2 separate regions of the Homo sapiens genome follow, and region 2 is linked to region 1. The links are chromatin contacts, found by Hi-C or POLR2A ChIA-PET in ENCODE. All regions are on one chromosome and are shown on one strand. Each heading gives the region's core, a stretch centred on a gene start or an enhancer-like site at or near the end of the contact. The rest is flanking DNA. Distances are from core to core; before and after follow the strand shown.

Evidence for each region. Hi-C counts contacts between places; a loop is a spot of excess contacts on that map. ChIA-PET counts read pairs that join two places held with the same protein, here RNA polymerase II (POLR2A). Pooled maps may share reads with other maps.
Region 2: a map of ascending aorta shows a loop between it and region 1 (13-fold over the local background). The contact joins the enhancer-like site here to the promoter of XPO1 in region 1. A Hi-C loop is called at or near these places in 1 of 168 maps with a recorded cell type or tissue (ascending aorta) and 13 of 50 pooled maps. POLR2A ChIA-PET finds 5 or more read pairs at or near these places in 2 of 52 experiments (CD8-positive, alpha-beta T cell and activated B cell).

The regions. Positions count from the first base shown.
Region 1 is chr2:61,536,440-61,543,464 of GRCh38, forward strand. It overlaps XPO1 (exportin 1), which reads right to left and starts at 1,917. Exons shown (of 25, transcript NM_003400.4): 1 at 1,123-1,917. RefSeq lists enhancers at 488-547, 1,642-1,901, 2,470-3,259 and a silencer at 2,392-2,531.
Region 2 is chr2:64,747,087-64,754,196 of GRCh38, forward strand. No RefSeq gene overlaps it. Among named protein-coding and RNA genes, the nearest start is that of SERTAD2, 97 kb to the left of the region's middle. RefSeq lists silencers at 3,236-3,305, 3,637-4,636. Within about 2 kb of position 3,010, at least 36 of the 41 ENCODE cell types and tissues checked have a DNase peak (open chromatin) inside an H3K27ac peak, as active enhancers do; they include CD8-positive, alpha-beta T cell and ascending aorta, where a contact is called at or near this core.

The DNA of each region.
Region 1 (7,025 bases), core at 667-3,166:
TTATCCAGCTTAATGGATAATGTGACTCTACAAGTGACACCCAATGCCAATTCCTAAACAAAACCCAGAAAATCATAACCGTTGCTTAATAACTTCACACTAGGTGAAAAACAAGTCGCTACAAGGCGAAAGACTGCTCCTTAGGTTGTGTGGGCAATCGCCCGCTTCATTCAGGAAAAACACACCTCATTAGGGCCCGCCCTCCCCTCGCTTCCCACCCGAACCGATTTGCAGCCCTTCTAACTATAGCACACAGGAGCACGCACTCACCCCGCCCTTACTCGGAGGAGGCATTTAGACCAGGCGCCTTAAGTTCACCGCCCCTTTCTCTATGCAGCATGGCCTCGGCGTGATCAGAGGAGGTCCGGGCTGAGCCAGTACTGAATGCTTCCTCTACTACACCACTTCCTCCCACCCAACCCAAACTCACAGACATCGGAATGAAGGAGAATCAGGGCATCCTCCACTGTACAAGGCCAACAGTAAATGGTTTAACCAACTTATCACATTCAAACCCCTGAAAAGGAACTACAAGACGGAATCCCATGTGCAGGCCCCTGAAAAACTGATCTTTCCTACTTCACATGCCACTCTGCAAAACCGGAGAGCTTTCGAGTTTCCTTGCTGGAGGAACAGGGAGTCGGCAGCCCCTCCCTCCCCCATCCCAAGCTCTCCACCGAGGGGGCCACGTGATGCAGGCGGACGTTTCAATGCTGCTGCACTAAATATTTCTGGAAACTTCCACTCCTAATAATTTACAGAGATGTTCCTGAAATCACCCCAACTTCTCCCCAGCCCCAGGGGCTGGGGAACCCCTCCCACCCCGCGCGGGGCCCCGCTTCACTATCACACTCCTCGCCTTCCTCCACCGCCACCCGCACACGCGAATGACCCAGCAAGCGCTCCCCTCCCGAGGCCGCCTCCCCGCCTCCATCCCCCAGCGGCAAAAGCGGCTCCATTCAATCGCAGGCTCCGCTGTGGGCCCGCCGCGCCCCCGGCCCGCCCGCCGCCTCCCGGGCTCGCTTCCCGCGGCCGCCGCCGCCGCGCCCCACGCCGGCCTCCTCCCGCCCGCCCGGCCGCGCCGCCGCCCGACCCTCGGCCCCGAAGACACAGTCGACTTACCCAGAGATTGAACCAACTGCTCCTTCCTTCCTCGTTGGGGGATTAGGGCGAGGGAAGGTGGGGAGGGGGGAGAGGGGACGAATCAAGGTGGGTTTCAGTTTTCCCACCTCAAAAAAGGAAATTAAAAAAACGGACAGGAAAAGGGCAAAAAGAGCTCAATAATATTTACTATTTCAGGGACGCTTCCCCCAACACACACACACACACACACACACACACACACCCGCCCCCCCCCAAAAGGGGAATTAATCTGGGGAATAAATGCTCCCGCCCGGCTGGGGAGTGAGGGAAGGGGGAGGGAACGGGGTCAAGTCCCAAAGATTCAGCCCCAGGGGGACCCTCCAGCCACAGGCAGCAGCAGAAGCGGCAGGAGTAGGGGGTGTAGAGTCCACACGGCCGGGGAGACGCTCTGCTGCCAGTTGCAGTCCGACTCCCCCCTACCAAAACACGGCTCCCTCTCTCACGCGGCTCCGGCGCTGGCCCCCCCCCCCCCAAGGCTCGCCTAAACTTTCCCCCCTTCTCTTGTTCCTCAGCGACTGGTGGTTCCCCCCTCCCCCTCTGGGTGGTTGCACGGACTGCAGCAGCAAAGACTGGAACAGGCACCGCCGCCGGGGCTGTAGCTACTGTTGCTCTTGCTGATGCTGTAGCTCCCGCTGCTCCTGCCGCGGCCGCTGCAGCCGCTTCTCCCCCTCCTCCTAGTGCCTCAAACTCGGAACCGGTTGAAACCGGTTCAGACTGGGAGATTCCATCTCGGTTGAGTTTTCAGCCCATGGCGCCGCGGAGCGTTTGGAACCTGGGCCTCCGCCCCCAGCCCGCCCTCCTATTGGTCAGTTCCAGCTACAGCCGCGCCATGAGCCTATCTCTCATTGGCCCGAGCGCCAGTCAATCCCGCCTCACGGCTCCACACGAGCCCGCCGCTTCGGCCCCTACCTCTTTTCAGCAGCGATTTGCCCGCAGAGTGGGGGAGGGGAAGTGGGGAGGGTCGAAAGGCAAGAGGAGAGGGGTGGAGGAGGAGGAGGTGGGACGAAGAGCAGGGATGAGTAGAAAAGAGAGCGAAGGAAAGCCGCGTGGAGGATTCGTTCGAACGAGCTGTCAATCAAGAGCAGCCCGCCCTCGAGCTCTCGACTTCCCTTCCCCCTGCGGCCCTCTCCCTCCCGGTGCCTAGTTCGCAGGCCCGGCCTTTCTCGCCCGCTCATTGGCTGGGCCTCTTCGGTGACGGAGAGGGTGGGGCGCAGCTCGTGAGCTGGTGGCGGCGCGAGTTTGATCGGGGCGCGCGGCAGCGTTCTCTTTGCTTCCCCCGGACTCGGCCGGCCCGCCCCCACCGGCTCCCGCCAACCTGCGGGGGCCTGAGCCCGCGGGAATCAGGATCCGCCCTTCGGATGGGGGCTGCGTTCGGAAAAGGGAGGGCACACCCAGTTTTGAACTCTGGAAGGGGTGGAGAAAAGAGGGAAAAAGAACGCTTCCGAGGCCAATTTTAGGCCCCAGACCTCTCTAATCCATTTTAGAGGCCTGGTTTTGGGGCCAGGTAGCTGAGAGAGGGGTTGGGGTGAGGCGCAGGGCGTGCATTCTTGGCGCCTCGTGATCTTCTCAGGGTGTCGGAAAAGATATCGAAATACTTCTTGGGAAAGTCTCCTTAAAATTTCAACTCTGTCTCTCCAGGCTGGAATTTGGCTGCTTCAACAAGCAACCTTTCCTGAAAACCAAAACATTGTAATCCCAAGTGATTGGTTTGACAGCGCATGTTTTGGCTGGCTGAGCTTGCATGCCAACTGCGTCCCACCTGGTGCCCTTGATCTGCAACACTCAGATTTTCCTTTTACCCTAGCTGCACTTCACGTACTAAATCATCATCAAATAGTATTTTCTGTGAAAGTCACATGCACGTTGCCTTTCACGTGGTTGCCTCTCGTTTGTTCCCAAGCGTCCTCCAAATCAGCTTTACAGATTGTTCTTTGCTTAAGAGCAAATAGCCCACCAAAATTTACTAGGCCCTTTGTGCCACCAAGAGGTAGATAAATGATTTATTGAATTAATAACAATTTTCTTTAGCAAATGTTCATCCACGATGGACTATGGCTAACCTCAAAGCACCACTTATTCTAACTCCCCCTCCAATAAAGAAAAACGCAACAACTCAATGTTTAGATGTACCAGAATTATTTTGGATGATTTTCAGACCTAAGTTTTTATTCATTACATAAATGAATAATATCAAGCCATTTTATATACATATATAATACATATATAATGTACTATGTATGATATATGATGTGCAGTGGGCCCTCTGTATCCTGGGTTCCCCATCCTCAGTTTCAACCAGCCCTGGGTGGAAAACATTAAAAAACAACAACAACAATAAAAATAATACAAAATAAAACGCAATGCAGTATATTTACATAGCATTTACATTGTATAAGGCATTATAAGCAATGTAGAGATGATTTAAAGTTTACATCGTATAAGGTATTATAAGCAATCTAGAGATGAAAGTAACGGGAAGTTTACAAATACAGTATATGCAAATACAGTAAATCCTCACTTAACATGGTCATGGAGAGGATCTTGGAAACTGCGACTTTAAACACAAGGATAGGCCAGGCATGGTGGTTCATGCCTTTAATCCCAGCACTTTGGGAGGCCGAGGCAGGCAGATCACTTGAGGTCAGGAGTTCGAGACCAGCCTGGCCACATGGTGAAACCCCTCTCTACTGAAGATACAAAAATTAACCTGGCGTGGTGGTGGGCACTTGTAATCCCAGCTACTCGGGAGGCTAAGCGGGGAGAATGGCTGGAACCCGGGAGGCAGAGGCTGCAGTGAGCGGAGATCACGCTACTGCAGTCCAGCCTGGGCAACAGAACGGGACTCGTTCTCAAAACAAACAAACAACAATAAAAAAAACCTACAAGGACATATAACAAAATCAATTTTACCATAGGCCTGTAATCCCAGCATTTTGGGAGGCAAAGGTGGGAGGATCACTTGAGCCCAGAAGTTCAAGACCAGCCTGGGCAACATGGCAAAACCTGGTCTCTACCAAAAATACAATAATTAGCTGGGCATGGTGGCATGCGCCTGTAGTCCCAACTACTCGGGAGGCTGAGGTGAAAGGATCACTTGAGCCTGAGAGGTTGAGGCTGCATGAGCTGTGATGATGCCATCATGCAGACTGTACACTCCAGCCTGGGTGACAGAGTGAGACACTGTCTCAAAAAAAATTACCAATCTAACTCTGACAAAAGTGTGATTGTGTATGATGCTAAAACAGGGTGAGAGAGAAAGGATCTTTTTTTTTTTTTTTTTTTGGAAAAAGTATCTCACTGTGTCTCTCCCAGGCTGAAAGGATCCTCCCTGACTCAGCCATCTGAGCAGCTGGAACTGTAGATGCATGCCACCATGCCTAGCTAGTTTTTTGTAAATAAATATATATATATATAATATATATTATACATTATAAATATATACATATATGTAATACATATATATGTAAATATATACATATAAATGTAAATATATGTGTGTGTGTATATATATATATATATATATATATTTTTTTTTTTTTTTTGTAGAAAGGGGTTTTGCCATGTTACCCAGGCTGATCTCAAACTCCTGTAGGCGAGTGATCCTCCTGCCTCAGCCTCCCAAAGTGCTGGGATTATAGGCCTGAGCCACCTTGCCCAGTCAGGATACTCATTTCAAGAAAAAATTGACCTGGGAAGATAAAGTATGGGTTGCACCCCTATTTCCATCAAGCTCAATTTAGTGTGGAGAATATTTATGGAAAATTATGAGTATTCTGTCTGTGATGTTAAGACCCCAGTGAATAATCTACGTAGAGTCTGTGAAGCCTCAAATCAATCAGGAGCAGAATCAGCAGTTGCCTGCAGGTGAGTTGCTACCTTTTGAGAACATAGTGAAAAAGTAGGTGACAAGGCTGCTAAATCTAGGAGTTACAGTTTGATAGTCTGAGAAATCTGTACAGTTCTTCTATGAGGTGACATTGAACAATGGGTCCCAAGAATCTCTTACTCATGGAGAAATGAGAGAAGTGTATCACTTAACTTGGACCATTCTCAGACAGGACAGAGGAAGCTATAGCTGTTTTGGTTGAAGTACTTCTAGGCCAAAAATAAAAATAATGAGATAGGGTTATAGGTCTGCTGTAACAGTCAGTTTAGGCTGCTGTAACAAAGTACCATAGTCTGGGTGGCTTAAACAACATTTATTTCTCACAGTACTGGAGGCTGGAAGTCTGAGGCCAGGGCGTCAGCATGGTTTAGGTTCTGGCAAAGGCCCTCTTCGGGTTGCAGACCGGTGACTTCTTCCTGTACTCTCTTGTGAAGGGGGAAAAAAGGCTAGAGAGCTTTCTGGGGTGTCTTTTATAAGAACGCTAATTTCATTCATGAGGACCCTACCCTCGTTATCTACTGACTCCCAAAGGCCTTATCTCCTCATACCATCACATTAGGGTTTAGGATTTCAACATACTGATTTTCAGGGGACACAAATATTCTGTCCGTTGCAATATATAAGAAGCAAAATAGAGTAGGGAAACTAAAGTTGGTATCTGTGGATTGAAAAGATATGCCATTTCTTTCTTGCACAAAAACATCTCATTATGGGCCAGGCATGGTGGTGGCTGATGCCTGTAATCCCAGCCTTTGGGAGGTCAAAGCAGGTGGATCACAAGGTCAGGAGATCGAGACCATCTGGGCCAACATGGTGAAACCCCATCTCTACTAAAAATACAAAAATTAGCTGGGCGTGATGGTACATGCCTGTAATCCCAGCTACTCGGGACGCTGAGGCAGGAGAATCGCTTGAACCAGGGAGTCAGAGGATGCAGTGAGCCGAGATCATGCCACTGCACTCCAGCCTGGTGACAGAGTGAGACTCCATCTCAAAATAAATAAATAAATAAAAATAAAATGAGCTGGGCGAGGTGGCTCATGCCTGTAATCCTAGCACTTTGGGAGGCTGAGGCGGGCAGATTACTTGAGGTCAGGAGTTTGAGACCAGCCTGGCCAACATGGCGAAATCCCATCTCTACAAAAATACAAAAAATTAGCCAGACGTGGTAGTGCACGCCTGGAATACCAGTGCTTTGGGAGACTACTGTGGGAGAATCACTTGAGGCCAGGAGTTCAAGACCAGCCTGGGCAACATAAATGAGAGTTTGGCTCTACAAAACTAAAAAAATTAACCCAGGCATGATGACACATATCTGTGTCTTAGCTACTCAAGAGGCTTAGGCAGGAGGATCCCGTGAGCCCAGGATTCAGGCTACAATGAGCTGTGATCAAGCCACTGCACTCCAGCCTGGGCAGCAGAGCAAGACTGTCTTTAAAAAAAAGAAAAATTATATATGGAGTCATGGAAAAATGTGAAAAATAAACGAAAATTTAAAAAAAAAGAAAAATCAGAAAAAAAACCAAAAAACCTATTTTATCAGGTGCTCTGACTAGAAAAAAATGAAGAACCTAGCAAAGTCAGTGAATCTATTTCAGTAGTTCTCAAACTGAGGGCACTTCCCCAACAAGACATTTAGCAATTAAGTGTTGGCTATCAAAACAACACTGTCAGCTAATGTCAGAATCAGAGCACATTACAGGTAAATCAGAAGGTGAAGTATATCAGAAGTATGATAATGGAAACACTTTTGGTTGTTGCAACTGGTTGGGGAGGGGGTGCCATAGACATCTAGTGGCAGAGGCCAGGAGTGCCATGAAACATCTTGCAATGCACAGGATAGCCCCCTATATCAAAGAATGAGAAGCCCACAATGTCAATATACAGAGATTGAGAAACCCTGATCTACTTATAAATATTTTAAATTATCCTAGCCCAATAAAGGGGAGAAGAGAGAGCGAGAGAAAACGAGTACATGAGCAAGTATACTGTACCT
Region 2 (7,110 bases), core at 1,760-4,259, 3.2 Mb after region 1:
TAATGAAGAGTAAATTATACTGTAATTCCTCTCATTTATTCTCTATTTGCAAAAATTGAGAAAGTGAAAATTCAATTCAATAATACAAATAATAGTATTACTTATATTTGTATAAGTATCACTTATAATGTCACTCAACTACTATAAACATGAGAGTAGCATTATTTAATTAATTTCACATGCATTAATTAAGCTTCTTTAAATAAAAGGTACTGGGCACTGGAGATTAAATTATAAATGAAATACTATTCTTACCCTCAAAGAGCTTTGTTTAACAGGAGGGAAAACCACAGATAACAGCAAATGTGTGATATGTATTACACTTTAATAGAGGTATGTACATTCTATTATGCAAGTTTAAATGAAAGGGGATCAACTCAATTCATTCAATAGCTAAATTTCTTTTTTTTTTTTTTGAAACAGGGTCTTACCAAGCACAGTGGCTCATGCCTGTAATCCCAGCACTTTGGGAGGCCAAGAGGGGTGGATCACTTGAGGTCAGGAGTTCAAGACCAGCCTGGCCAACATGGTGAAACTGTGTCTCTACTAAAAATACAAAAATTAGCCGGGCGTGGTGCCGCACACCTGTAATCCCAGCTACTCAGGAGGCTGAGGCAGAAGAATTGCTTGAATCTGGAAGGCAGAGGTTGCAATGAGCCAAGTCTGCACCACTGCACTCCAGCCTGGGCGACAGAAAGAGACTCTGTCTCCAAAAAAAAAAAAAAAAGAAAAAAAGAAAAAGAAAAAGAAAAAAAAACAGGGTCTCTGTTGCCCAAGCTGGAGTGCATGCAGTGGCGTAATCACAGCTCACTGCAGCCTCCACCTCCAGGGCTCAGTAGCTGGGACTACAATCATGTGCCACCACATTCAGCTGATTTTTGTATTTTTTGTAGAGACGGGGTTTTGCTGTGTTGCCCAGGCTGGTCTCAAAGTCCTGGGCTCAAAGTCCACCTCAGCCTCCCTAAGTGCTGGGATTACAGGCATGAGCCACTGTGCCTGGTCCAGTAGCTCTATTTCTTAAAGAGTCATACAAACTCTAGATTAAAAGTATAAATCTCATAAAACATTAGGCATATTGATAAAAATTTTGATTATTTTATTGATAACAATAAATTTATCTTTACAAAAAATTGTCTAAAAAACATATTCATATTTCAAGATATGCAAAGCACATAAGAGTTAAACTTGCAAAGATGCACCAAAGACTACTCAAGATCTTTGCATATATTAACTCATTCTGTGCGATCACAATAACCCTATGAAGTAGGTGCTATTATTTCCATTTTACAGATGAGGAAACTGAGGCTAACTTGGCCAAGGTCACAAAGATAATGAGGAAAAGCTGGGGTTTAAACTTACGGAATCTGGTTCTGGAAGCCCCACTTTTTTTTTTTTTTTTTTTTAATTATTTTGTAGAGACCGGATCTCACCATCTTGACCAGGTTGGTCTCAAATTCCTGAGCTCAAGCCATCCTCCCACCTCAGCCTCCCAAAGTGCTAGGATTACAGGCATGAACCAGCGTGAGGTCCTACTCTTAACCACTACACTAGACACCTCTCTAAGACTGCTGGTGATGATGGGGTAGCTAACCTGGAGTGCTCTGTGACATGTACTCTCATGCAACCTTACAACAACCCCTTGAGAAGTCATTCTTTCCATCTACAGGACAAAACCCACAAAAGCCAGGTTAGAAACGTCCCCCAAGGTCACACAGCCAGTGAGGGATGGTGGTAAGATTCAAACTCTGGCAGCATGGCTCCCTTGTGCTATGAGGTCTTTCAATAATTCAGTCTTACACTCATAAAAAAGGTCACATGATAAAATTTACTAAACAATTCAAAAAGGTTTTGTGTAAGTCTTCCTGAAACACTCTGGAAGGTTTTGGGGCTTATGACAAGCATTTCTTTAAGACAGCATTTACATTTAAGTCACTTTTCATCTTTACTACTTTGGGCTGATCATAAACACATTTCTGCTCTTTAAAAAGAAATATTTCTGTAGCAACTTGGCAGATTTCGGTACAGGAACAGTCTATTCTTTAAAATTAAATTTAGTAACAACTTATTCTGGTTACTCTGAAAGAGAAGGAGAGAATGAACTATTAAGAGGCCTTTCCTGTACTTTAATGTTTCAAAACATGTTTGGTTTGGCCTCATTTGAATCTTGTGGACAACTAGCCCAGAACTTGACTCAAAAAGAGTAATACCATTTTAAAACAGCTGAATTCTAAAAAGCAACCTCAGAAGCCAACTCTGAGCAACTATTTCTCATAATTTTTACTTTTATTTCAAACAAAATATGAAAGATGCATATGGCAACATCCTCATAAAGCATATATAGACAGGTATTTGTACTTCTGAGCTATGGACAACCAAGAAACCAAATCAAAATTTTACAAAATTCTGTAGTATGACATTGCTGAACAAGCAATGAAGTACACAAAAGATGGATATCAAAAGAGAAATAATCCATATTTCTCTCATATCCTTAACATGCTCCATTGTGTCCAGTGACTGAGAAATTTAAAACTCTGTGTTGTAATGCCTCCCTGTAACAGAGGTGAGCTAAAGATGAAGTGTCAAGCTGGATTTCCATCTTACCTTGCTTTCCCCCAACAGGTTCAAAGACTTCATAACCTTTGATACGGACTTGATATTTTTTCAATAGGGAACCCATAAAACTATTTTCAAATAAAAACACTAAGCAATGCCACTAGACAATCTGTCTTTCTCTGCTTTATCGCTGCCCTATCGCCACGCATTAAAATTAAAAATACCTTTCTGCCTTGCCTTTATTGAATAAAAGTTTAACTTTGAATTAGAAGAAAACGTACCCATCGTCCCTTTTACACTTTTTGCAGGTGATAGAATCTATCAGATCACATTGGTGGCTATCACTGCTCTCTAAGCATCCTAAAGACAGAAAGCATGCCATTACCAAATGTTTTATAAGCGTTATAATGCCCCGATGGTGGAAGTCTGGCAATACCTAGATATACAGCAAGGCTGGTGAATAAGGAGCTGAGGGGCGGAGGAAGCGGGAGCGAGGGAGGGAGGAAAGGAGGGAGTCGCCACCTTAAATCCACGCCGGACCGGGAACCTGCAGCCCACAACCTGATCCCTGCCCTCCCCAACAGTGGACCGGCCACCACATTTTTTCAGATCCTCCTCACCCAACCCAGCACAGCACTCACCCTTCTGCGAAGAAGTCGGCACCCAGTCCAGCTCCGAGACGGGTCGGGGTGGCAGCGAGGGAGGGGGCGTCTGGGCTGTGGGCGGGGGGTGTCTGTGCGTCACTCGAGTACAGGACGGTGAGTTCGAGGGGTGGGAGCGCAGAGGAGCGGGGAAATCAAGTCACGGCCGAAAAGGGAGAAGGAGAAACGGAGGGGTGGGGTGATGGAGCGCCCCCTCCCTAAAATAAACCCACCGGCCCCTACGATCTCTGCCCCAGAGAGGGAAAATAAAATCAGGGGAAATAATAGACCAACCAATAAATCTCTAAAACGACGAGGAGCGAGGAACAGACTTTAATTTAAAGGGGGGAAAATTGAGCGAGGGCTGGAGGGGAGACAGAGGGAAGCGGCTCTGGGTCTATCCCATGCCTTTGCAGTCCCCAGGCAGAGGAGGAGGCTGGCTGAGGGGAAGTTGCAGCGGCTCCCGAGGAGGAGGAGGAGAAGGAGGAGGAGGATGTTACACCGTAACAAGTACAGACAGACAGCCATGGATCAGAGGGGCGCTGCAAGCAGGAGCAGGGGCGGCCGCGGCGGGGCGAGCGGCGGCGGGCGGCAGCACCGCCTGCTCGGCTCGCTCAAGACATTTAATTGGATTGATGGGTTGTGCAGTGACTCACAGACTTTACAGAGTCGTACAGCAATCCCCGCCCAGCTGGACAGGGGTGATGCGGCGGGGACGGGCGGGGTAAGGGGGCCGAGAAAGAGGTGAGCTAGGAGGCGGCGACGAGAGGGTGAGGAGCTGAGGGGGCGGAGCGGAGCGGAGCTACCCAATGGTGAGGCCCATCGTTCCGACGGGCGTGGGCCTCGACCTATGGCGGCGCGGCTCGTTAAGCGGCTGGCTGCACCCCTGGCCCAATGAGTCTTCTAAGGACACTGCCGCGAGCGGGGCGGGGGCAGTGGAGTGGGGGGTGGGGAGAGGTGGGTGGACGTTCAAGTGTGGGGTGGAGGGAAGGAGGAGGCGCCGGAGACCCGCGGAGTCACTCGGCCCTCCTCGCTCCAGAAGTGCGCCTTCTGCCAATCCGAGCGCCTCGCGGGAGTGATGGACGCGAGCGTGTGGCCAATGGGGAGGAGAGGGCTTCCGCAGCCGGCCAGAGGGGAAGGAGCGGGCGGGCCCGGCCTCCTCCTCTCCACCAGCTCCTCTCCGGGCCAGCCCTCCCCTCCCGCGCGGCTCGGGTCAGTCACGCAAATAACAGTGTGAGGGCCGGGGCTGCGCGGGGGGGCGGCGGCCCGCTGCTGGCTGCGTGACAGCGATGGGGACTGGCTGTGCTGCCTACTCTGATCCGGCAGGAGGAGGCGGCGGCGGAGGCTGGCTCCTAACTCTGCGTGCAGGCGGCGGCTGCTGCTCAGACTCTGCCTGGCGCTGCCGGGGAGCCCCTACGGCCAAACCCCACTCCCGGGGGACAGCCAGATTTGGAGTGAATCAGATCACGCAGTGCCCACTCTTGGAGACCGCTCCGGGGGAAGTCCGGCGGGGCTGTGTGCTGGGATCTGAGGAGGCTGGAAGCCGTAGGCGGGAGGCTTGGCCGTGACATTTGCCCCTTGCTTGCTTGCCTGTTTTCTGGGAAAGTCAGGGTAGGGTGTGGGCAGGTCGAAACAGCTCCTGAATACGTCCTGTTGCTTTACTGAGTTTCTGGAAAAGGCACTTCTTAACCTGGTATGAGCGAAGCTGTAAATGCATGTCGATACCTCAGCTTCCTCCAACCCTCCCTCCCGCACGGATCTTCCTCCCACTGGCTCACCTTGAACCCTGACGTCGGTGCTCCGCAGCACCCACTACTAGATCTTCTCCTCCCTGCTGATTCCCAGGAGTTATGGCTTTTCACAGTTTCTTGGCTACTGTCCAGCAATCATTTTACAGACCTTAACCCTTTACACACCCTTGTACTTGAAAGTACTGTAACTGTAACCACCAATAAACCTGAATGGAGATGTTCACTAAAGCAAATACACTGGCAAGAACCCACCTTCTTCCCCACAGGTGCATTTCTGCACGTAATTTGAGACTTAAAGACAATTGCTTCTGTGAAGAAACTAAGGAAAGGCAAATTAGACACTGTATCTCTACTCAAATTCACTTAGAATACCCGACATCCCCTTTCCACAAAGGAGTCATCTGGAGAGACCTAGGAATAATTTAGCTTTGGAGTCTTGAAGTGAGCGAAATCTTTACATACGTGTGTGTGTATGTATATATATGTATATATTTCAAATATATATATGAAATTGAAACCTACAGTGCTCTGGAATTCAGAAGAGAGATACTAAGTGAACACAAAGGTTTACTTTGGTCATATTGGGACCTTCCTTGATTATTGTCATTTTAGGATACAGATCCTTCCCCTGGGCCTGTTAAGACATACAGCCTGACACTTCTTTTCTCTTCCCTTTCTGATTTTAGCCCTACTCCATGATTTCTTTCAGTAGTCCTGAGTCCACTTACAAAAATGAGCTGTGCCACAAACTTCTTGTAGCACACAGCTTGTGTATGTGTTGCCTCTCAGTATGCTGAAACTCCTTTGGAATTCCACAGTGCAGGAAGGCCAGTGTCCTCATCCCAAGACATGATTTGCAAAAAGTGGACAGTGTTCCCTTAGCCAGGTCACCCTGTGGTAAGTGAAACAAATTAGATCCCTTGTGTGGGAAAAATTCACTTCTTTTCCAAAGTGGGTTATTGAACTACATTTAAGAATGTGCTGGCTGGGTCCAGTGGCTCATGCCTATAATCCCAGCACTTTGGGAGGCCGAGGTGGGCGGATTACCTGAGATCAAGAGTTCGAGATCAGCCTGGCCAACATGGTGAACCCTCGTCTCTACTAAAAATACAAAAAGAAAAAAATTAGCTGGGCCTGGTGGTGCGTGCCTGTAGTCCCAGCTACTCGGGGAGGCTGAGGTAGGAGAATCGCTTGAACCCAGGAGGTGGAGGTTGCAGTGAGCCAAGATCGCGCCACCGCACTCAAGCCTGGGCAACAGAGGGAGACTCCATCTCAAAAAAAACAAAAAAAAGAATGTGCTAATGATACATTTTAGAAGCCCCTTTCTTATTTCCTCCACTGTGAGGTCATTTCATGACTCAGGTGACTATAATTGATCAGAGTATTGTTTTACATATGAATAACCCTGAAGAAGATTTTGAATCTTCTTCATACACTAGAATGTAGTGCGTAGTATGTAGTTGAGTAGACATTCACTAGTATCTTTCAGAGGATCTGCAAATACCTAGGGTTAGCATCTTGTGGCAGAAGCTGCCCCTGTGTCAGTTGTTACTGGCATGCATCCAGGCCCTACCGTGTGCCTTCTAATTTTGTGCTCTCCTTAGTCCAGTGTTTCTTAAAGGGAAGACACACCCAAATTCCTGGATCTGCTGAAACCTATTGAGTTATCATCTCTGTAGGCTCTACCTGGACATCTGCTCTTTAAACAAATATCCCAGGTGACTTGAATAAATATTAACATTTTAAAATATTAAAATACTAAAATAAATATTTGATTTGAGAACCCTTGTTTATTCCTTTGTTTTGAAAATTTGAGACCCCCTGTTTATTTCTTCCTTTCCTCCTCTTCCTTTCTTATGTGTATCTATTTCTATTTCCTTTCTCCCTTTTTTTTTTTTTTTTGAGACGGAGTCTCGCTCTGTCACCCAGGCTGTAGTGCAGTGGCACGATCTCGGCTTACTGCAACCTCTGCCTCCCAGGTTCAAGTGATTCTCCTGCCTCAGTCTACTGAGTAGCTGGGATTACAGGCGCGCGCCACCATGCCCAGCTAATTTTTGTATTTTTAGTAGAGACGGAGTCTCACCATGTTGGTCAGGCTGGTCTCAAACTCCTGACCTTGTGATCTGCCCACCTCGGCCTCCCTTAGTGCTGTGATTACAGGCATG